Regions from separate parts of the Mus musculus genome. Here region 2 is linked to region 1. The links are chromatin loops, found by intact Hi-C in ENCODE. Cell type or tissue: gastrocnemius. All regions are shown on one strand. Links, peaks and the distances in the headings refer to the core of each region. The heading gives the core; the rest is flanking DNA.

The links. Hi-C counts contacts between places; a loop is a spot of excess contacts. Peaks named below come from ENCODE experiments on the same cell type or tissue, not always from the same donor. Only the 100,000 strongest peaks of a DNase experiment are listed, where the experiment ranks them.
Region 2: a loop joins it to region 1, with 5 times the contacts of the local background. A loop is called at or near these places in 12 of 42 quality-filtered maps.

What each region holds. Positions count from the first base shown.
Region 1 is chr16:91,930,780-91,942,669 of GRCm38, forward strand. It overlaps Gm36797 (a long non-coding RNA gene), which reads right to left and starts at 10,077. Exons shown (of 3, transcript XR_385049.2): 1 at 9,519-10,077; 2 at 8,858-9,007; 3 at 5,562-6,452. It overlaps Atp5o (ATP synthase, H+ transporting, mitochondrial F1 complex, O subunit), which reads right to left and starts at 851. Exons shown (of 7, transcript NM_138597.2): 1 at 741-851. The coding sequence starts at 776. In gastrocnemius, for the core only: CTCF peaks have their summits at 4,584 (motif pointing left) and 5,738 (motif pointing right); DNase peaks (open chromatin) are centred at 4,563 and 5,743; H3K4me3 peaks cover 706 bases; H3K27ac peaks cover 1,515 bases.
Region 2 is chr16:92,299,287-92,311,176 of GRCm38, forward strand. It overlaps Smim11 (small integral membrane protein 11), which reads left to right and starts at 2,017. Exons shown (of 4, transcript NM_138743.2): 1 at 2,017-2,057; 2 at 6,002-6,111; 3 at 11,515-11,683. The coding sequence starts at 6,100. The coding sequence ends at 11,670. It overlaps 1700048M11Rik (RIKEN cDNA 1700048M11 gene), which reads right to left. Exons shown (of 2, transcript NR_045300.1): 2 at 9,430-9,793. In gastrocnemius, for the core only: CTCF peaks have their summits at 6,435 and 8,883 (motif pointing left); DNase peaks (open chromatin) are centred at 1,939, 2,315, 2,940, 3,426 and 1 more place; H3K4me3 peaks cover 2,261 bases; H3K27ac peaks cover 2,715 bases.

The sequences.
Region 1 (11,890 bases), core at 1,513-9,512:
TACTTGCTTAGGAACTGAAATGCTATCTAAGACCAAAGATCTCTTGATACAGCACCAGGCTTCAGGCACTGTGTCTGTCACTGGAGCAGCCTGGAATCCAGTTTAAAAAGCGTTTTGCGAGGGCACAGGTCACAGTCATATACTACTCTCTCTAGACTAGAATGTACTCGATTGGAACTGGCTATGAGGGTTAAAAAACTTTCTAACGCCTTAGTAATAATTCTGTATGGTGCAGATGAAAACCATGACGGCTGTCGATACAAAATTATCATGGCAGATGACCCAGGCACGTATTTTTTTCCACCCAATTCCAGGTTCTGCTGGACTTGGCCTGTTGCAAGCTCGCCATCACTCACCAGCTGCCAGCCAAAGGGGAGACGTTTAGCCCTTCCCCCCTTCTTTATAAACACAGGGGATGCGCTTTTCCAACACTCAAAATCCTAAGCAGCAGGCAGCCCTTAGGTTTACCAGCAAGGACAGGCATGTACTCTCCCCAGTGCTCTCTCCCATGCCCTTGCCAGCTGCTCCGCTATGCAGTGAGTCCTGGATGTCAAGGTCAAGACAGAGAAATCCGTGCCCACTCCCCACGGGGACGAAACGCGGATCCGCCCCACGCTGCCTGCAGTCGCCGGGCCCCACGACCCTGGGCGGGCTGCCTGACCCCTCAGCCACGGCCTCACACGCGGCGATGGGAGCCGGGGACCCGCAACCCTGGGAGGGAGCCTCCCGCCAGCTTCTACCTGTCGAGACAGTCCGGACGCTGCAGGCGCGGCCATCTTTTCCCGGGCGGCTGTAGGTCAAACCCAAATGAAAAGAGACTACTGGCGCCAGAGCGCACGCGCGCGCGCCAGCGTGATCGCTCGGCTTTCTGGGAAATGTACGCGTCAGGAGCCCGGGAGTGTGGGTAAGAACCTCTTGCATGCTGGGAGTTGTAGTCCGTACCTGCCGCGGTCCGGCTGGACTCGTGAACCGGAACCAGAAAATTAAGTCTGAAATTAGGTTTAGATTTAAACTCTTTGCACATGCATCGTCAACATCGTTGACTCGTCTTGAACCTGCCAAGTGTGCTTCTGTGGCAATGCTTCAGGCTTTACTTAAAACAAAAACCAAAAGTGAACCTACCCGGGCGCACTTCTTGGCTCTTCTGGCCATATTTTGATTACATAGGACAGTTGACAGGTGTGTTTGTGCTTTTTCTTTTTTTCTTTTTTTAGATTTCTTTATTTACTTCATGTATATGAGTATACTGTAGCTGTACAGATGGTTGTGAGCCTTCATGTGGTTGTTGGGGATTTAATTTTTGTTTTTGGATCTCTGCTCGCTCCAGCCCAAAGATTTATTATTATATTATACATAAGTACACCGTAGCTGTCTTCAGATACACCAGAAGAGGGCGTCAGATCTCATTATCGGTGGTTGTGAGCCACCATGTGGTTGCTGGGATTTGAACTCAGGACCTTCGGAAGAGCAGTTAGTGCTCTTAACTGCTGAGTCATCTTGCCAGCCCGTGTTTGTGCTTTTTATACCCACAGACTCAAAATCTATATATAATTTATCTATATATAATTTACTTTTTAATATGAGGGAAGATGGATACAGAATTATATGGGTTGCAAATACATTCTTTTAGAAATTGTTTTATGTGTTTGAGTGTTTTCCTGCATATATTCACGTGTACCATGTGTGCCTGTTGCCTTAGAGTCCAGAAAAGGACATCTAGTCTCTTGGAGCTGGAGTTAGAGGCAGTTGTGAGGTGCCAGGGGGTACTGAAACTGAGCACAGGTCCTCTGCAGGAGCAGCCAGTGCCCAACCGCTGAGCTGTCTCTCCAACCTCAGAAATACATTTTGTATAAGCAAATTTCTAAATTATGGCACTTTAATAAACATGTCCATAGCTGCAGAATAACCTACTTTGATTCTATAACTTAACCATTCTATGACTTTTCAACATAACTCACGTGGTTTATATTACTTTAATATATTACTTTAATACACATCTGAGTATCTTTAGATATACTTTTTCATAATTTCAAAAGTAGAATTTAAAAGTTGATCGAGCAGCTTGACAAGTGAGCATGAGCACATGGGCACATGAGGCAGAGCTGCTTCTCTTCGGCTTACACTCTCACTAGCTGTGTGTGGATACTTCACTCCACTGCTGCAAAATGCTTTTACGTAAGCCTAATGAAAAGCGTATTCAGCACTGATCACATCTTATGGAACTGCTCATGTGTAGACAGCTGTTTTATATCCCAAGTCTCAACAAGGTATCAAAAAAAAAATCAACCTGTTTGCCTTCACAGGCTGTACTGGTTAGTTTTTCAACTTGACACATACTAGAGATACCTCTGAGAGTTAGACAGAAACCTCAGCTGAGAAACTGCCTCTCCCAGTTGGCCTGTAGGCAAGTCTGGGGACCATTTTCTTGATTAGTGATTGATGTGGGAGGGCCCAGCCCACTGATGGCAGTACCCAATGGCAGGTAGCAAGGGCAGGCGATCCTTGGGTTGTATATAAAGCAGGCTGAGCAAACCCTGAGCGGAAGTCAGAGAGTGGTGAGGAAGCAGGGGCTCTCAGTGGATCTTTGCTTCAGTTACTACCCTCACGTTCCCACTTCTGCTTCTTTGTTGATTCCTCTCTGGGATGAACTGCTACTTGGAAATGAAAGTTGAAACAAACCCTTTCCTTCCCCCAAATCGTCGTGCCCTTCCCCCCCCCCCCCCCCCCCCGCCACGTGTGTAGCTCTGGCTGTCCTGGAACTCTGTAGACATTGAACTCAGAGATCTGCCTCTGCCTCGGATTAAAGGCGTGCACCATCCCTGCCCAGCTTGTTCTGTGTCTTGTCACAGCAAAAGAAGCCAAAGTAGAATAGAAACCTTGTACTCTATGTAAAATCAAACCGCAAGGTTGCATTTTCCTGAAGTATAGCTACATGCAAGTTTACAAGCAATTTGGGTTTCAATAAATGTAATAGAAAATTTAAAAGTCCCAGGCTCAAATACACTCGGGAAATTGTAGACCAACTATTGCACTGTCTTTTATAATAGACTCTAGGTTTACCCTGTGGCAATGCGGTGCCTTCTATTTATTCTGCATCTTCATTCCACTCTAGCTCCATGCATAGCTCTAAAATGGCAGCTGATGGTTGCTTGAATTTCAAGGTTTGAGTTTCAGACAACCCTCAGGTGTAAGTGTGTAACTGTGTCTGTATTTTCTGGGAGGTGAAACAGATTTAGATTGTTTAAATTTTTTTTTTTTTTTTTACATTGTTGCAGTCAAGGCTAATAGAATGAGTCAGACTCGCACAAGGGCAGGGCTACCCTGGGAGAGAAACCCAGATATTTAAGACCGTACCTGTTTCCATCCCGCCCCCCCCATTACCCCCCACCCCCCCCAGGATTTCTCTGTGTAGCCCTGGCTGTCCTGGAACTCACTCTGTAGACCAGGCTGGCCTCGAACTCAGAAATCGGCCTGCCTCTGCCTCCCAAGTGCTGGGATTAAAGGTGTGCGCCACCACTGCCTGGCACCTGTTTGTTTTATGCTTCCCATTCGATCGCTGTTTTATCTTCTGCACAGAGACAGTCACAGAAAACAGTGGCATGACATCATGAGACCATCAGTGGTACACGTATGAGTCTTATTTATTATTATTGTGTGTACATGGGATGCACTTGCCACACGGTGAGTGTCAAAGGACAGCTTGTGCATCTGTCCTCTCCCTATGCCTTTCTGTGGGTCCTGGGAATCAAACTCATGTGATCAGGCTTTTTAAAAAAAAGTTATTTTATGTATATGAGTACACTGTAGCTGTCTTCAGACACACCAGAGGAGGGCATCAGGTCACATTATAGATGGTTGTGAGCCACCATGTGGTTGCTGGGATTTGAACTCAGGACCTCTGGAAGAGCAGTTGGTGCTCTTAACCACTGAGCCATTTCACAAGCCCCTGCCATATGTCTTAAAATTTAGTGACTCGCTCTTTAATTCAGAAAGAACCATTTTGAAATTACAGTATTTAGAAAGTCCAGATAAAAAGATTAGACTTACAGGAGCAATTCCCATTGTTCATTACCAGAGACCCAGAGGAAGGTTCATGCCCTAGTTCACAGTGCCCTCACTTAGAGATAGAAAAACAGAGAAGCAAACAAATCGTATCCAACACAGGGGAATGGCTTATTTGGAACGCTATATTACACAGCCATGAAAGTGAGGCTTTCAAGTTAGGCATAGTGGGGTGTGCCTGTGACCCAGCACTCAATGGACAGAAGCAGGCAGATGACAGCAAAGCCAAATTTAGCTTGTTTTACTTGGCAGGTTCTAGTCCAGTCGGGCTACAAAGGGCCAGCCAAACAAACAACCAAACAACCCTAAATAAGTAAATCAGACTTACAAAAATTATCTCATGACACACAGAAAAGATCTAAGTACACACATTAAACATGTACGAACTGGGCTGGAGAGATGGCTCAGTGGTTAAGAGCACTGGCTGCTCTTCCGAGGTTCTGAGTTTAACTCCCAGCAACCACAGGGTGGCTCACAACCATCTATACTGGGATCTGACGCCCTCTGCTGGCACGCAGGTGTACATGCAGATAGAGCACTCATACATAAATCCTCTTCCTGCACGGAGAGGTCTCGGGAGTGTTTACGTTATCTATGGAGTTTTGTCGGAGTACAGTCCTTTCTGGTGTTTTCTTTGTTTTGTTTAAGAACTGTGCACAAGCCTCTTACCACACTCCCTGTGTTTTGCAGGGTGGCAGCCTGCATTAGAGCAGTTCTTTCACACAAGATCTCTCTTTCTCTTTAAAGCCCCAGAAAGAGCAAATGACCTCTGGGGCTTTTGCACAAGTCTTGCGGTTCGCAGAGATTGTGTGTTGGAAACTGAGCGGGCAATGAACAAGAGAGAGAAGGCATTACCACCGCATGAATTTAAACTCTTTAACCTTAAGATCTGGAACGTGTGCTCACAGGAAAGAGGCAGTAAATCATTTAATAAGAATTGGTGGTGAGAGCGGACACTCGGCCCAGCAGTTAAAACCTTGTGCTGCCCTTGCAGAGGGCATCCCCACCCCCACCCCGTTCAGTCCCCAGAACCCAGGTCTCCATTACCAAGCTGGAGTTGTAACTCCAGCTCCGGGGGAATCTGACGCCCTCTTCTGGACTCTTTTGGCCCTTGTGTGCTCACATGGACATACCCACATGTAGGCATACTTGCATACACAAGGGGGTGGTTTTTTGTTTGTTGTTTTTATTATTCAAGACAGGGTTCCTCGAACTCAAATAGATCTGCATTCTGAATGCTCACGGGGGTGTGAGCCACCACCCCAGCCTGATTTTTTTTATTATTATTATTTTTTTAAACTGTGTAGCCCTGTTTGGGCTGGAACTCTCAACCCAGACCACGCTGACGTCAGAACTCATAGAGATCTACCTGCCTCTACCTCTGCATCTGGAATACATGCAACACCCCACCTCAGCAGCATACACATAATTTTTAATTAATTCATTCATTTTTTTAATGAGAAAAGTTTAGTGGTTTTTTTTCCCCCTGAAACTCGATCTCTCGGATCTGCAGAGTGGCCCATAGAGGGTCTTGAGTTTCACCACCCCTGTGGTTCAGGCTTGTTTTCTTCACCTCTGGGCGTGATGTGAGGTAGTGCCCACCTTGAAGCTGCCACCTGCTCAATGTTCAAGGTCACCACAAAGGAGCCTGGTAGGTTTCTGCAAAATGCTGCGGACACTAGAGGGCGCCATCACCTTATGTTGCAAACAGAGTCTTTCTAGAGCTTTCTGGGTCCAAAATGCAGTGTCTGGCTCACGTTAGCCAGTGAGAATCATATGATTGTGAAACAAACAATCCTGATAGCTCCAGTCACAACCTCCACCATCAGAGCTGAAGCCTGTTGTAGAACCCCCTAGAAACTATCTTAGCTGGTCCTTGACTCTTAGACCTCCCATAGCAACCCAGGTCTTGCTTCACTGGCATGTTTCTGACTTAGAAGTCATAGCCCTTTGTTGGGTTGGGCAGTGGGGTGGGGTTAGGTCAGGAGGGAGAGCACTATACCTTTGGGGGAATCTTATTCTGGAAGCTGGTAGCGACAGAAGAAGCAAAGAAAAGACACGGAGCCTAACCTTCTTTGGCCCCTGGTTTGAATCACAACATTGATCTTGAGAGGAAAGCCAGGGTAGCAAGCTTGCTTGCGCGGTGCTCTTCTAATAGACTGAGAGAGCTGAGGAGACCTGCTCGAGGGTCTGGTCATGATTGGTTGTGTTTGGTGATGTGACCTAGGCTTTGCTTCACCACTTCTGTGTCTTAAACAATGTCTGTGTCTCAGGTTCCTTCTGTGGAGAACGGAAATATAACAGGAGGTAGCACGTCACAGCCTGGAAGACCCGGGGAGGGGCCTGTTACTCTCACTTTGCACACAGGGGTTTCCTATTTGTTGTTTTTCCTGTAGAGGGGAGATGAACACAAACCCAACAGGGGCCATTTTAAACGCAATATTAACGTGCTATTTCTTCTTTCCACTGGGCTGTGGCTCGGAACTTGGAAGAGATGGCCGTGAGACCCTCTGAAAGCAGGGCACAGTTCCTGTCAACACCAGTTCCACTTGGGAAGGGGCCTGACTGTGGGGAGGCCTGGCGTGGGTCAGAAGCACGTGTCCTCTGCAGAAACTTACCGAGTGACGCTCTGAACCAACCTGCAGCCGGAACGGCTTGGTAAATAAGCATGGGTCAAAGAACAGTATGAGGGCTCAGTGGACACAGGCGCTTGCCGCCCAGCCTGATGACCTGAGTTCAATCCCTGGGTTCCATATAGTGGAAGGAGAACTGACTCACACAATAAACAAACAGACAAACAACTAAACAAACAGTGTTTTGGAGACAGGGTTTCCATGTGTGGCCCTGGCTGTCCCGGAACTCACTCTGTAGACCAGGCTGACCTCAGATTCACAGAGATCTGCCTGCCTCTGCCTTTGGGGTGCTGGGATTGAAGGTGTGCACTACCATCCATCACCCAGCTACAAACAAACTTTGTAAGGTCATTTACTTGGGGAGAGAACTGGGGGGGGGGGAGGGGGATGAGGAAGGAGCATGTATGACTGCTAAACAACCCTGAGAACTGCTGAGCCTCAGGAGTTAGGTGTGAAGAAGACAGTAGCAAGGTTTTCCTTTAGTTGTAAGAGACAGAGTGAATGTGTTGAGAGGAACACACATGTTCACACTCACAGGGAAGCCTTTCAGAGGGACCCAATGTGGGGGCGTCTGATTCTGAAATGTCCCCGTGTAGAGACAGGACCGTTTGGACCCTGAGGTAGGGCCGGGTCTCATAAGCAGTTGCTGGTCAGGCTTGGCAGCAGAATATTCTTCTGTTCGCTTTTAATCATTAAAGTAGAGCTCATTTTGGTTTATCAGGGGAATGTGGCTGGGACATGAGGCAGGGGATTGACAGAGAAGATACAGTGGTGAGGCTAAAGGAGGCTTTAATACCCCAGGGTTTAAAGCCTGACCAGTCTCCGTAGGGAATGAGTTAGGGTGACCTTGTGGCCCTGTGACCCAGAAGTACTAAGCAGCTGCTTGGCACCCACTCAGCGCCTTCTGGGGAGAGACTGGGCTGCTAGCAGCTTTTGTAGGCTTTTTATTTGATGGCAGACTAGCAGAACTGGGGAAAAGTACCGTCTAGTTTGAGATTTCAAGCAACGAAAGGACTATTAGTGGGGGAGTTTTCAGAGACCAAGACAAGATCTGCAAGGAACAGCAGTCTAGACCTTTTGTATGTGGCTGGAAAGGGGACAGAGGGTTGTCCCCCAACCCCGTCCATTGCTTTGCTCCTTTGTATTGGCATGTCCAGGGAACAGGCCAGCAACCAAGAGCTGCCCACCTCCGGGGAGCTGTCACAGATTCTTTTGAACCAGTTTCAGTTTTGAAAACCACCTTTTGTTGTGAAGGAGGAGGGCATAGCGTGTAATGGGGCTGGCTGGGGAGTGTGGAGGCGGAAGTCTGGATCCCCACATGTGAGTGTGTGCTGTCACAATCGATCATACAACCTATGTACAGTGGCGGCAGAGACAGGTGGATCTCTGGAGCTCTCTGACTAGCAAAAGGGAGTGAACTACACATTCAGTCAGAGACCCTGTCTCAAAATACAGACAGTGATAGAGGAAGACACTGCCCTATGGCTGCCACATGTATATATACAGACACCTGCATATACATGTGCAAGTACACACATGAACACCGAACAACACAACTCTCTCTCTCTCTCTCTCTCGCTCTCTCTCTCTCTCTCAAACACACACACACACACACCCCTTTCCTTCCTCCTACCATTAAGCGATACTGCATTGGCAGTGGTGGCACACGCCCTCAACTCCATTCTAGTACTTGGGAAGCAGAGGCAGGTGGGTCTCTGTGAGTTCCAGGATAGCCAGGGCTACACAGAGAAACCTTGTTTCAAAATAATAATAACAATAATAATAATAATACAACCCAAGAAGACATACTGCATAGATGTTAGTCTACCATCAAAATGAGCCAGCCCTAATTTTACAAGCTCTGAGTTTTTTTCTTGAATATGTCTTTAAATTTGTAGGATATCTTCCTATACCTGAGTCCCAAGCCGACAGTAGCTCCTGTCATATCTTGGCAACCAATGGAAGCAATGAAGGAGGAAAAACAAAGATAAAAATTAATCATGCCAGCAGGCAGATCCTCACTGCACAGTTCTCAAAGTGGTTGTTTATCAAAAATAAAGTCTACTGTCTCCCTGGCACTGAATCAAATTGGTCCACTTGTGACGGTGACAAGATGGCCACATGTCCTCCTTCTTCTTATGATTTGTGGCACCGACACTTACCTTGGAATCAATTTACTGGCATTTTTGAAGCCTGTGTGTTTTTCTTACTTATGTTCTAATCCTTAAGGTTAGTCAAGAATATTCTCAAAGTAATCTTTCACGGTAGCCGTCAGTCGGTCCTGCCTTCGGATTGAAAAGACTCCGTGGAACCTGAAACATTACACCCACCCACCCAGCAGATGGATTAGGACCGACTCAATAGGCTTTATTTTAAATTAAGTATGGAGTTTGAATATCTAAGAACTGGACAGGGATTAGATCAACCTTGGGCTAGCTAGGATGAAAGAGTGTGCTGCTGTTTTTGCATTAAGAAAATAGCCGTAGTCTATTGCTAACCAAATACAGCAGGGTTAAAATGCTCGACATGTAACATGATGATGTTTTTGTTAAGTAATTAGGTGTTTATCTGTATCACACAGTAGGGCAGAAGAGGCCTGGGGAAATGGTTAAGAGCACTTGCTACTCTGGCAGAAGAATCATTTGTTCCTGACACCTATGTGGGGCAGAGAAACCTTGTCTCAATAATAATAATAATAATAATACAAACTAAGAAGACATACTGCATAGATGCTAGTCTACCATCAAAGTGAGCCAGCCCTAATTTTACAAGCTCTGAGTTTTCTTGAATATGTCTTTAAATTTGTAGGACTTCTTCCTATACCTGAGTCCCAAGCCGATCAGGATTGGGATCATCTGTAACTCCAGCTCCAGGGTATCGGACATCCTCTTCTGGCTTCTGTAGGAGAGTGTTCACAGAACAGAAGGATGGACAGACAGATAGACAGATGGACAGATGGACTCACACACACGCACAGGAAAGTTAAATAAATCCTAGACAGCTGCCAGCTGCTGATGGTGGCAGACCTTTCTCTCAGCCTCTCTGCATCCCCCGAGTTTGGACCACGGGTCTCATATCTCTTGGCTCCTCCGTGTCCCCTGAGTTCGGATCTCATGTTGCTTTGCTCAGGCTCTGGAGGCTCTTCAGGTGACCTCAGCAGTTTCCCCTCAGGGACACTGTGAGGAGGGGCAGCAAAGCAAGGAACCGTGCGTGGGCTGCTTCATCCACTCCTGCCTCTTCTTTAGCCGTCGTCATAGTTTATCATTCATTTAAGTTACTCTTGAGGTCTCTCCATAAGCCCCGGGCTGGCAGTTCTAGGTGCTGGGCTCTGAAACTCTGCTTTCTCAAGCTCACTGCTGTGCTGGCATCAACTGTGTTTACATCAACTGGACGCACGCCAAAGTCACCTGAGAGGAGGGAACTTCAATTTAAAAATGCCTCCGTAAGGTGGGGCTGTAGGCAAGCCTGCAGGGCATTTTCTTAATTACTGATGGACAGGGGATGTTGGGGGTGGCCAAAAGCAGGCTGAGCAAAGCAAGAGGACCAAGCCAGGAAGCAGCACTCCTCCATGGCCTCTGCTCCTGTCTCTGGGTTCTGGCTTTGTCTGGGTTGTCTTGACTTCCGTCCGTGGTGATGAGAGATGGGGAAGCATCAGCCGAGCAAACCCTTTCCTTCTCAAGTGGCTTTGGTCAAGCGGTTTCATCACGGACGTAGTAACCCCAGATAAGGCAAAAGCTGAGATTTGTTTCTTGCAGTTTACAGAGGGAGTATCTGAATGCAGATTCCCTGCTGGAAGCTCGGGCGGAGGAGTTGATGATGGCATCTAAGAGTCCCTAGTTTATTTGTGTGTGCAAATGCATCAAATTGTGTGTATGTGTGTGTGTGTGTGTGTGTGCATGTAGGCCAGTGCTAGGTATTTTCATCTGTCACTGTCTACCTTAGGTTTTGAGACAGCGTTCCCACGCTGTCTGATTGGCTACATTAGCTGGCCAGCAAGTCCGTAGGATCCTCCAGTCTCTGTCTTTCAGCGGTGGCGTGAGGACTATGGTGTGTGTGGGGCTGAGCCTGGCTTTTCACACGAGGGCTGGGGATGTGAGCTCAGGTCCCCATGCTACGCAAGCCCATTACCCACTGAGCTTTCTCCTCATCTTTGGAGTTCTCCATTTTAACCAGGCACCCCATGCGATTCTGGCATACCACCCGGCCTGTTCTTTGGATACCTGTGAGGACCATGTGTTTGAGTTTACTTTGCTTAAAGCTTCAAAAACTGGCAGGTGGTGGTAGCCTGGTTTGCTAGTAACATCATGGGACCAGCTTTCCACAGAATGTCTCTAGACCCCTGGTCTTTAGTCACAGTGCTGGGTTTTGGGATGGGACACAAGAACAGGATGGTGATAGAAATATAGCCAGTATCCCTGGAAATGAAGTGTGGCAAACCCTTCCTCTATTGGTCCTCCTCTCTACTTCCTTCCTCTCTCCCTCCCCTCTTCCCCTTTAAGGATAGGCAGTACCTGCTCTTCTCCAAGCTCCCAGCACCTTCTAGGAACCACCACTTCAGATCTGTTTATTCATTTCAGTCTCCCAAAGCCTTTGTTAGCTACAAAGACAACCGTCCCTATTTTATAGGCAAGGAAACAGAGGCTTAGACAGGTCAGTTTTCACACTCAAGACCCCAGGGCCAGCCTCAGCCCCAGCCTCACCAGGGGCCACAGTGCAGGCTCTGGCTGGGCGGTTTGCTCCAGGGTGCCAGAATATTGACCGGTGCCAGGCAGCTGGTGGCTCGGCTGCTCAAGGGCCCGTTTTCTGATGTCAATTTGTTATTTAACTTCAACCTTCTGAAACCGTGCCCTTCATGGTCCCAGCCTCACACAAAGTCGCAAACACCACACAGAATGTATCAAACACAGCCTGGAGCGCATTTCCAAAGCACGTTCGTTCGTGGAAAGCCAGGCGGTGTTTTCGAGAAATATCCTTGGGGCAAAGCAGTTAGAGCTGCTACCAAAGTCTGTGGCCCGGGGTGTCAGTTGAACCAGGGAAACTGGGGGCTGTGAGGCCTGAATCTGGCAGTGGAGGTCAGTCAGGGGGAACTCCTGGGCTCAGCTACAAGTGCAGGCTGCCAGTTCCGCCTAGTAGCCCATATTTCTTTAAAAAAAGCTATCCCCTTCACACATCCGCACACACAGCCATTTTAAATC
Region 2 (11,890 bases), core at 1,709-9,708, 370 kb after region 1:
CTAGGCTCCAACTTTGGCCAGTAAATATCCTATACTCTTGGTACAAATTATTTCATTGACCTTCATATCCTAAGAGACTTGAATAAACATTAATATATCTTTCTAACAGCTCAAAATGGTTATCCAGCCCCTTAAAGTACCTGCCTGAGAAACCAGGAAGAGCTGACTGTAAAATCTAACCAAAGGAGCCCAATAGGCTATGGAACCCTCTTTTATAGCAGTGAGAAAGCTTGCAATTACAAAATCCTCTCTCTTTCTCTTTGAGGAATAATTCTTCTTCCATCTAAAGAAATGTCTCTTAGAAATGCAAACACAGAGACTCAGCAAGAATAATTCTTCTAGCATGTAGAAATATCTCTTTGAAATACAAACATTAAGACTCTGCTGGGCATGCCCCTTGCACGTCACACAACACAACACAAAACACACACCCTTTCCCAGAGTTTGTAATTTTCCCCTTGGCTTATCTGTTTCTCCAGGAAAACGTACAGGTGGTTAAATCCAGGCTTTCATTAAACATACTTTATCATCCTCACTGGAAAATATAGTTATAACATGGACATCAATCAGTCAATTTTACTTAGGGGGAACAGGAGAAATGCTACATCTTTATGTGGTAGTTAATATGGGCAACATCACAGGATCTAGACTAGGGTAACAGCCACACCTCTGGGAATGCCTGTGGGAATTATATAGATTGGGTTACATGAGGTGGGAAAACATTCTAAATGGGTGCCACCATTCCCTGGGCTGGGATCCTGGATGGAACCTGAAGGAGAAGACCAAGAGAGGTCAAGCCTCCATCACTCTCCTCCCAGCTGTGGACTCTACTCACCTAGTCTAGATAACCTAAGCTGCTTCTGTCAAGCATTTTGTTGTGTTAACAGGAGATAACTAACAAGTTGGATGGGCATCCAGTTGTTGATCCATTTACCCCAGCTTCTCCCTCCAGTATCAACTTCAACCAAAGCTTTCTAAATGAAAATGCCAAGTCAAACAGCTGGGTTGCTGTTGTTTTTCTATCCATGTTCCCTTTAGAGTCTTTCTGCTTAGTCTGCTAGTTCTACACATCTGAGTAGTACTTCAGTGCAGATTCAAAGCTATTGCAAAAGGAACAGGTGATAGGGGCTGATCCCAGTCTCGCAACTTATGGCGAGCCCCAGGTCTGGCACGAGCTGGCCTCAGCCTCGGGAAAGAAAAAAAAATCCTTTGTGTTTCCGTTTCATCATTTGTGAAATATTACAATTATAGTGTGTCCTTTTATAGGCCTTGTAGAGTTAAATTAAACGACAGTCTCAACGTGATATTCTCTTGTTAGCACAACCAGGTCTGTGAAACCCTCTGCACGCTAACATTTTCAACTTCATCTCCACAAAGAGGCATGATGAGATCTGAAGCTAACTTTCTTGGGTCCAAGAATTCACCCCGCAATTAGTGTCAGCACCGGGCATCCGCTCCCCCCTCCACAGAAGAGGGAGATGAGGTGGAGGTCTCGGTGAGAACTTTGCCTCTCCAGAGCCTTGGACAGGGCTGCTGTCTGCGTCTCCCCACCCGGCACTTTGGGGATTCACTGGCTAGAAATGAAACTGGGAACCTAAAATCTGGGTATCTATCGGTTATCTCAACCGGGATGCATTCTTCTTGTCTGTCCCCTTGGAGGAATGCTAAGCCTGGAAAACAAAACAAAAAACCTGGGACCTATTGTCTTCAGCTGTATAGAACAGGAGTCAATGACCAGTGGACATGAACAAAGGGTCCTAGGCCGAACCCTAACCCCTGCGGACCACCCTCAGGGTTCCTACTTGGATTTCTGCAGTAGCCTCAGATTCCTGCGCAACTGGCCTGAAGCCCATAGCGCCTGCGCTTGGAGAAACACGCTCCTTAATACTAGCGAATCTGCGGGCGCCCTAAAGCCACTGCGCCTGCGTATCAAGTGGTGCCTTTCAAGATGGCGCTTCCGTTCCGAGCGGTGCATTTCGGGACTTGTAGTTTTCACGACGGGATTGTGGGAGTCGTGGTTTGTGAGCAGCAAGCGAGGAGGCCCCGCCGCCCTGAGTGTAAGTGTGTGAGTCTTTGGGGCTCTGGGGAATCCCTTGGTCATCCCGCGTTCTTGTTTCTCCCATGATGACACTTGCTGCCTACGGCTACATAGCCCTTGGGAACTCTAATAGTCTTGTCGCCTTGTTTTGGTGACGCAGGAAGGGAGCGATGATAACTCCTGGCCTTCTACCCACCCCCCACCCCCGTGGAGGCAATGCCTGGGGGCGAGAACCTGGGACTGGGCACTCCCAAGTATCCAGGGATAGCAAATCCCCGTTTGATCCTGTGGTGCCCCAGATCGCAAAGGCGCCAAAGTTGCTTAAACAAGGCGTGTCGTTTCATCTAGTAGGGAAGTGCACCATAACTCACAGGCTCCCCAAAGCCTTGAAATTTGGAATCTGGCCACCCACCCGGATAAGGTGCTTCTGGGTTTCTTGAAAACCAAGGCCTGTGCTGAGTGGGCTAAGTGAGGTCCAGGGGTCATGGCGATTTGAACCTACCGATACTTTAAATGGTTGGCTGAGGAATTGGAGTGAAAGGGGTAGAGACTGGGAGTGAAAACGGCTTCAGACAGTTGACACAAGCTGCTAGGATAGGTGAGTGCATTATATGCTGAGATAGGTGCACCCTCGACTCTGTTAGCCTCGCCAAGGAGCACACGGAGCTTGTGAGCAGACTATTGTCCACGTCGTTTAAATTGGTATAATCAAAGTGAGTGAATGTCTTCTTTGTTTCTAGAATAAAACCTGGCAGGATACTTTGCAATAAAGATCAAAACTACAAACAGTTTTATTTTCTGTCGTTAAGGGTTAAGCCTGGACAGCTCCCTGCATTTCATATATTTTAATGGCCTCCAGCTGTCCTTACCCCAGTGGCTTTGGCTCACCCTCTGCTGCCAGCTGCTGCTTGCTTCTGAATGGCACCAGGAGTCCGTGATATCAGAGCAGACAGCTCACTGCTATGTTTAGCTTTCTTGGTTATCCCCATTTGCAGAAAGCTTGCAAGCTGCCTTGAAATTTAAAGTAGTGGGTGAAAATGAACCTGGCTGCTCTGGGCCCTTCGCTCTCCTCTACCCACCCCACCCACTCCATAGCAGTACAGATTCCCCTTTGCTTTTACTTTTTCCTCCTTCTCTTCCTCTTCTCTTTTTCTTCTCTTTCTCCTTCCTTGGCAGGATTCTGTGCATCTGAGATTGGCCTCCAGCTCAGTCTTTCTCTGTAGCCTTAGATGACCTTGAACTCCCATCCCTTGACCTCCACCTCCCAAGTGCTAGGGTTACAGGCTTGTACCACCAAGGTTGGGTTGTGAGTTACTTGGGCTGAACCGAGAGCTTTGCGTTAGCACTCTGGCTCAGCCACGCCCACAGCCCCCTGCTTCCTTCTCAGAGATCTTACCTCTTAACACTCAGATTGCTAGTCTTTTTGGCATCATGTCCTGTGACATTAGACAGAGCAGAGAGTTGTGAATTCCAGAGTGGGAGACTTACTCCTTGGACGCTGATATCCCAAGAGCGCTTTGGCTCAGGAGCCACATGGCTTTCCCAGGTCACATGCTCAGCCCTTACTGCCACCTGGAGTAGAGTCCTGTCCTCCTTCTTCTTGCCCTTATTCTTTATCCCATGCCTGGCATCTTGTCCAGACTACATCCTGCCCTATTGCTGTTTGTTATCTGAGGACCATTAGCAAAGGAGAGACATTATCAAGACAATAATGCTTGCTGTGTGTTACTCATGCTTCTTAGCGATTACTGGCCAACTTCTGAAGGAGAATTTACTGATGAAGGAGGCTTTGAGAGGCCAAGGTCACATTGCTGCTAAGTGCAATGTGTTTGCCAGACCTCCAGACCCCGGGGTATTTTCTTTCATTTATTTCCTCTTGTCAGCATCTTGGGCCCATTTGTTTCCCTTGACCTTGGGAGTCAGTATCCTGGGCATATCAATTCACAGAGGTGACTTGTGGGAAACAGTTAAATCGTCTACCATATAATATGTATACAACTCAATTAAGAAGGAATTATAAAAATAAAAAAAATATTTTGTTTTAATATACAGTATGGCTAATCCCTAAGATTACTAGACGTTCAAGGTGTAAATTCCAGCAGCAGGTTATAACATGCAAAGAGCTCATTTTTCCAACATAGGTTGGAATCTGCTGCTATTTAAAGGCAAACACTTGCAGGTAGTGGGCACCTTCAACCACCGCTATCGCATTTAAATAGGGCTTTGGATTATACACTTCTTGGTTTATCTGACTTTGCACAAGTCAAAGGCAAAGCTTGGTTATCTTGTGCCAATAGCTAGCTGGTTTTCAAAGTTCTGTAACCTTGAAATAGACTGAGAACTGAATTTTATATATTAGATACTTTTACAACTGGAAATGTTTTTCTACGCCATCTCCCATGAGCTTTACTTAAGGAAACCCATTCTAAAGGTGTGTGGAATTTCCCGTTGCATTTCTAATTCTAGTCTTAAGTTATTATGAAGGAAGTGAGTTTGAAGCAGTCCATCTGTACCCAGGTGACTTGCTGAGGCTGAAGCTCCCAGACCTGGCTGACTGGATGTAAGATAGGCAAGGGGAAGGGAAACCTGGGGGGTCTGCTTGATTGAGCTACACAGTGCTTTCCCAGTAAAGCAAGCCAGGATCTCCCCCACACCCATGTGGAGCTGCATGCACACACCTCTTTAAACAGAGGCTTGTGGGCACTCCAAACTGTAGCTTCTTAGCAATGACCCTCAGTAAGTCCTTTTGGTGACCAAACATATCCTGAAACTAGGCATCATGGCTAGATCCAACATATACTGGTTTGGGGTGCATGCACAGTAAGGCAAACTGTGACCTTAAAATGAACAGTTAGGGAGGGAAAAAAAAATCCCTACTTGCCCTCTTTTGGCTATGTGTAATTGGGAGCAGATAGGATTAAATTGAAATGCATCGTGGGAAAGGATGCGAACTAAAGCTTACATAGCCCATATCGATTAGAACTTAAGGACACCCCACTGATAACAGTCAGCTTCTACCCCCTCCTAAACCCACAAAAGGAAGCCACAGGCTGGTCCACTCCAGCTTAAGGTGCCTGTTGGCCTCTTGTAGAGTACCTGGCCTGTACCACGTCTGTGCTTCTGAACAAAATTCCTTGTCACTTTCTGACCTGTGTCCACCTTCAATTTTTTAAATACAGTACCAAGAACCCAGAGACACCCATTTGGAACAGAGACTTCTGGTCCTAGGTGGGTTCGGATTCTGGTCACACACTAGAGGACCCTGAGCACAGTCCTTATGCCCTATGTGTTCCCCCTTTAAAGTAAAGGGAGTAAAATGGAGACTCACTGGCTTAGCTCATCTAAGCTCATCTAAGCACAGACAGTGGAGTCAGGCTGTGACAACTTCCTATAAAGTCAGGTTCCAGAACTAGCAGGGCACCAGCTGGTTGCCAATGTCCTGTGCAGATGCTTCATCCAGATCACCCGTGTCCTGGCTGTGGAGGCAGGTGCCATAGCTAATGAGACACAGGACTGTGCAGAGCGTCTGTTCTCTGGCTGTCTCTGCACTGTCCCTAGCTCTCAGGACAGGTTTTTTTGTGTTTTTGTATTTTTTCTCCCCCCCCCCACCTTTTTTTTCCTGTCATTCTTTCCCTCCAGATAGTTTTTGGTTTGTTTTTATTTTCAGCCAGGACAAGCACAGTTAGTGTCCAGAAGGTCCTTAATCCCCAAACTAGCTTGTCCTCGTGTCAGGAGCATTGGTGAGTGTGGGCTTTAAGAGCACAGAGGAGTCAGTTGGGAACAGATGCTTCAGCAGGGAGCTGCAGAGAGCCATGAGGAAGGAACGGGGTCACCTGTGCAGAGCCCCCCCCCCCCCTCCTCTACTTGCTCTCTGTTCACAGGCCTCTCCCTATCAAAGACGTGGCTTCCTATTGTGGTCCACCCTGCAGGCTCTGTATTGAAGTTCTGTCTCTCTCTCCCTAGATCAGAACTTCCAGCTCCTTGGGTCCGGCTTTCCAGCTGCCTCTCATGCCTGTGTGTAACAGGTACATTGGTCAGAAGTGAATCACAGCTGGCCCGCCATGAACTGGAAGGTGAGAATAGTTTTTAAAAGTATAGTCTGGTTTTTGTTTTGTTTTTTGTTTTTCCACATATAATATCTGTCACACTAGGGGAACACCTGAGTTCATGGGATCTGGAAATTCCAGCCTTGCTGTAAATGTGTGGTGGGGGGGGTGGGGTGGCAGATGGCATTTGGGGGAGAATAGAAGCAGGTAAGACTTCTCACTTCAGAACCCAGTAAGCAAAGCGGAAGGATAGACCAGAGTCCCTTAAACCTCTGCGGACATAATTCCAGTGACCTGAGAACCTCCCATAAGGCCCCACTCTCTGAAGGTTCACTGCAGTTCATGGTGGCACCACCAGGGGTTAACACACATCATAGCCTTGAAGATGGTAAGAGCAACAATAGAGTAGATACTCTGCATCAGTGGAGTAGATACTCTGTACAGCAGAGTGATAGTTTTTAGTGAATTGAATCTGTTCTCCAACAATGTCATATCTGTATAGCATCTGATGGTCCTCACTCCTGGCTCTCATCATCTCTTCCCACTCCTGTGAACGTCCATTACTCCCCATAGCCCCTACTCACACCCATGCCTTGGTAATCACATTTAATGTTTCCAACGGGTAAGACTTGTGAATTTGCATTTGTTCTTCAGACTGCCGGAGGAAGGCGGGGCCTTTCTCTGAGGATGCCTCCCCTAACCTCAGACTGTCTCACTGTTCTGCAAAAATCAGGCCTTTAAAGCTGCCCTTAGCCGTCCTCACTTTTGTTTCCTTGAAGTCGATGTAACAGGTGAATGCTAGTGCCTCTCAAATCTGTTGTAGCACTTCTGAGGCAGTATGATGGAATTTAGAGGTGGAACCTCTGGCCGTGTGGCTCCCTCTCGCATGGGACCAGAGCCTGTGGTGGCCTATCTCCGTTGTGGGAACCACAATATATTCCTTCCTAAATCGGCTCTTATCGGGTGCTTTATCACAGTGACAGAAAAGTCAGTAAAGCATTGAGTGCCCTTACAGAACAGACCCCAAAGACCTGCCTAGCCCACTTTCTGCTGTGTGAGGACACAAGTCTGTCCCATATCCTGGAAGAGGCCCGCGCTAGCATCCCACCTCGCTGCACTGGCTCTCAGACTTCGTCCTCCATGTGTCTCTTTATGACTTTGATGCACAAGCCTGAGGTGAGGAAAGTGGACTGAGATCTTACAGACCTTCCAGTTTTCCTGGTCCTCATCCATCATTTCATCCAGCTGTTTGCCGAGAGCATTGGGGGTTTTTTCCTAGCCACACTTGATTCTCTCAAAGAATTCAACTCAGTTTTCATGGAAACCACCTTTCAAAAGTCATAAATTACCCACAGGAGCACCAAGGACAAGTTGAACTGCTTGGGAAATGAATAAAAGAGATTCCTATAAACTGTTGGTTAGATTTAGCTGTCAGAACCAAGGTTGGGAGCAGGCAGAGCATACATAGCCCACTAGCCAGTAAAAGCAAGGGAAAGGGCAGGGCTCATTCATTTAAAAGCCTGAAAGCCTAGAGGTAAGGTGGGGGGCGTTGGTTAAAAGACCAGCTGACTAGCCAGGTGCACACCTATAATGCCAGAAGGTGGGAAGTAGAGACGGAAGAATCAGGTAGAGATAGAGCCAGGTACAGATAGGTGGAGAGAGAGTTCAGGGCTAGCCTTGACTACACAGGGCAGCTGATATCAGGCAGATCCTAGGAGCTTGCTAGCCAGCCAGTGTAGCTGAAATCGTGAGCTGAGCTCCATGTTCAGTGACAAGTAAGAAAAACAATGCTCATGCAGGCACAAGCATGTGGACCAGCACACATAACATATGCAGTCACACACACACATGAGCATTGTGCACACACGCATGCATGCTTGCACTATTGTGCACATGTACACGCATGCACATAAACAAATACATAATACAGTTACACACTCATGCACATGAATACATGTTTGAACACACACATACACTTACACACACATGTACAGGCACACGTGCACAAAAGCACATACACACATATACCCACTCACACACATAAGCATGTGTACACATATACATACAAGTGTGCACACACATGCATGCACATTCATATGAATGAATGCACATACCCCCACTCACATACATAAACATATGTACATACATACTCGCACACAGGCACACACATGCATGCACACATGACCTCATGCACTCACACACAGTTGATCTCACCTGTTCCAGCAGTAGTCATTTCCTCCCTTACAGGTCTGCATATTTTGAGAGATAAAAGGAGCTTAAAGGATGTCTTAGTCAGGGTTTTTATGCCTGCACAAACATCATGACCAAGAAGCAAGTTGGGGAGGAAAGGGTTTATTCAGCTTACACTTCCACACTGCTGTTGATCACCACAGGAAGTCAGGACTGGAACTCAAACAGGTCAGGAAGCAGGAGCTGATGCAGAGGCCATGGAGGGATGTTTCTTACTGGCTTGCTTCCCCTGGCTTGCTCGGCCTGCTCTCGTATAGAACCAAGACTACCAGCCCAGAGATGGTCCCACCCACAAGGGGCCTTTCCCCCTTGATCACTAATTGAGAAAATGTTTTACAGTTGTATCTCATGGAGGCACTTCCTCAACTGAAGCTCCTTTCCCTGTGATAACTCTAGCTGTGTTGACACACAAAACCAGCCAGAACAAAGGATAAGAGGAGATGATCGAGAAATTGAGGCCAACTGAAGCCAGTTTCTGCCCCGGATGGGGCACAGAGTGGGGCAGACTCTTTAGTTCTTCAGTTTTGCTGCCCTCTGCTGGCATCACTCTCCCACCCCTGCCCTCCGGCCTGGAAACTCTTGCCTCTCTGGTCCCCTTAAGAAAGTAAATAATGGAACCACCTAGCCATGTCTGTCAGCTGTAATTCCTTTTCAGTTTGTTCTCTACCCTCCTGATTAGATAACACATCCCTGCCCCTGCTAAAGCTGACTGAGGCTTGTACCATGGAGAACCAAGGCCTGTGACATTAGCTGCATCTTGCGAGGACCCCAGGATATATCAGTGGGGATGAGACAGTACCCTGTCGAGATCTGAGGCAGTCTCAGCCTTGGGCAGCCTGGGCACGTAAGGAGGTTTATAGCAATGCTTACATTCCCCATCAGCTAGATTGTGAGTGTGGAGTCAAGCTTGACCAGTAGCGCTCAGGAGCAGCCTCGTGACAGGTCCTGTCATCAGGATACATGCCCATCATGTCGTTTGTTCTGACATCGTTATGATCCTCCACTGCACCTAAGCTGTGTGATCCTCACTCTTCAGTAGTGGGTGAAAGTGGACATAGTTACCGTCTTAGTTAAATTAAACAACTAGAGTATATCTTCTTCCTCACTCTATTATTCTACCACAGGGCAACCTTCCTCAGAAATCCTCAGATAGCCATTCCTAATAGTTAATAGTTTCTAAGGTACTGAGTTCAGCTGAGTTGTAGCTGACTTGCAGGACGAAATTGTAAACCAGATTCAGGTGGAAGGACAAGACGTGTTACTGGGAAATTCAGCGATGGAGAGTCTGGTACGTCTTGCTTTCTCCTCACCAGTTAGCCACCTCTCCGTAGTTAGAGTCCTCATCTGTTCAGTCAGGACTGTCTGTCCCCTCCATGGGGCTGGGTGCAGACGCAAGGAGACAGTCCACAGAAAACACAGGGCACACAGACTTTCCTGGATATAGCAACTGCTGCTCCATCTGCAACATGGAAGAGACAGTCACTAAAGGTTTAGATACAATTGGAGGGACACAAATGTGTATAAATTGGAATCAGGAGCTGGGGACTGGTTTCATTCTAACCCTGGCCGTTTCTTCAGCCCCTTACATTAGCATATATATCTCAGGGCTGCCTACCTGGGAATGGTGCCACCCGCAATAGGCTGAGCCCTCCTACACCAATTAATAAATGCAGACAGTCCCCCATGGACACACCCACAGGCCAGTCTGGTCTAGGCAGCTGCTTCTGCTGGGAGCCAGCCCAGCCTGGAAGGGTTTGAAGTGGGACCCAGTGTCAGACGTAGAGGTAGATTTAAAGACTGATGGTTTCTGGCCTTCTAGCTCTCTATACTTAGTGTTTGCTGATAACTTCTGAAAACATCCTAAAAACTTTCTTGCTTATTCTGTGGTTAAAAAACGCTGGCTTGGGTGATTAACACTGTTGCCTAGCAGCGGGGGCATTTAATTAAAAAAATGTATCGCCATCACTCCCCTCTCTGTCCAGGCAGCCAGAAGCCTCTCTGGCTAGGCTGGTTAACTCTTTGTGAACCAGAGAGGAAGGAAAAGAAAAGAATTAAGATGCTTTATACACTGCACAGACACACTCTGGCCATTGATTGTCTGTCACAAACAACAAGTGTTTGCGCATGCTTACATGCATACACACATGTACCTATACATGTACATATAGACAAACAGACATATACACTTTGGATGGATGGATAGATGGTTAGATGGATGGATGGATGGATGGGGCAGAGCTCCCCAAGCCAAACCATTTAATCAACAACTGTATCTCTTTCCTCTGGTCTTTTTATACCTCCTTAGACAAAAAGTTCCTTAGAAAATTACCTCAAAGATAAAATGTTATCATAAAATGGGAGTTACAGAGGGATGTTGATATTAAGTTCAAGGCAGTGTTTCATAATAATATGCTCATTATAAGTTCAAAGCCACAGTTTTTTCATGGCCTTGCCTTATCATAGTGCACACCTGTGGCTTTATCCTTGGACTGAAACGTTTTTCCTTACACACAATCTGTCCCAAGTTTATTTCTCTTTTTAGTGTGACGATGAAAACTCATTGTATTTCTTATTATGCAGCCTTCACTTACTATTATGACGGGTGGGTACATTCCGTGCTTGATTCTAACTTTATTACATCTTTCTAGCAAAGTGACTAAGACCTTCTTTTAAAACTTCCTAAAATTTGAATCAAATCAAGAAGTCTATAGAATCATTAATTCATCTAAATAGCATTAATTCATGAAAGTTTATCCTTATGTTGATCTGCCGGAAATCTGATCAATAGGGTGAGACAATGCCAAGAAACTACTCTGTTAATTTAATGATGACAGGGAAGGCAGAGCAGCTGCAAGAAGCAATCCTGAGGTGAAGTTTCTCTGGGCCTTGCCATTGAGCTCACCCATCACAGACCATGCAAAAATGGTGGGCCACCTCCAGGAAGGCCACCTGCTAGCCTTAGCCTATACTAGATGGCTCCTGACATCTCCAATCTAGACTTTCCTCTCAGATGATTATAGATTGTATCAAGTTGTCAGTTAAGCTAACTAGGACACCATTGTGGTCCAGGAGTCTAGCCTCAGCTTGAAACATTGTAGGTGCTCGGTAACATTTGCAAAAGGAAGGAACCGAGACTCCACATCACTGCTAGAGCAATCAGCCTGTGTCTTTCTCCTTGAGGTTCTTGAACACGTGCCCCTGCTGCTGTATATCCTGGCGGCAAAAACCCTGATCCTGTGCCTGGCCTTTGCGGGCGTGAAAATGTACCAAAGGAGAAGCCTGGAAGGAAAACTGCAAGCAGAGAAGAGGAAGCAGTCAGAGAAGAAAGCGAGCTGAAGAGACATTAGAGGTACTGGGCTTTGCAAACAAAACCTCTCCAGAGGGCTTCAGTGCCCAACCAAGGGTGTGGTGCCCTGAGATCTCTGCATCCTTGGTCTGAGGCGCTGCAAGAGGGCACATGGGCACTGCAGCCAGGGTGCAAAGCCAGAGCCTCAGCCCCGCTCTGACCATTTAGAGTATCAGTCCTCTGCGCCGAGCCTGTTGTGCTTCTTAGTGG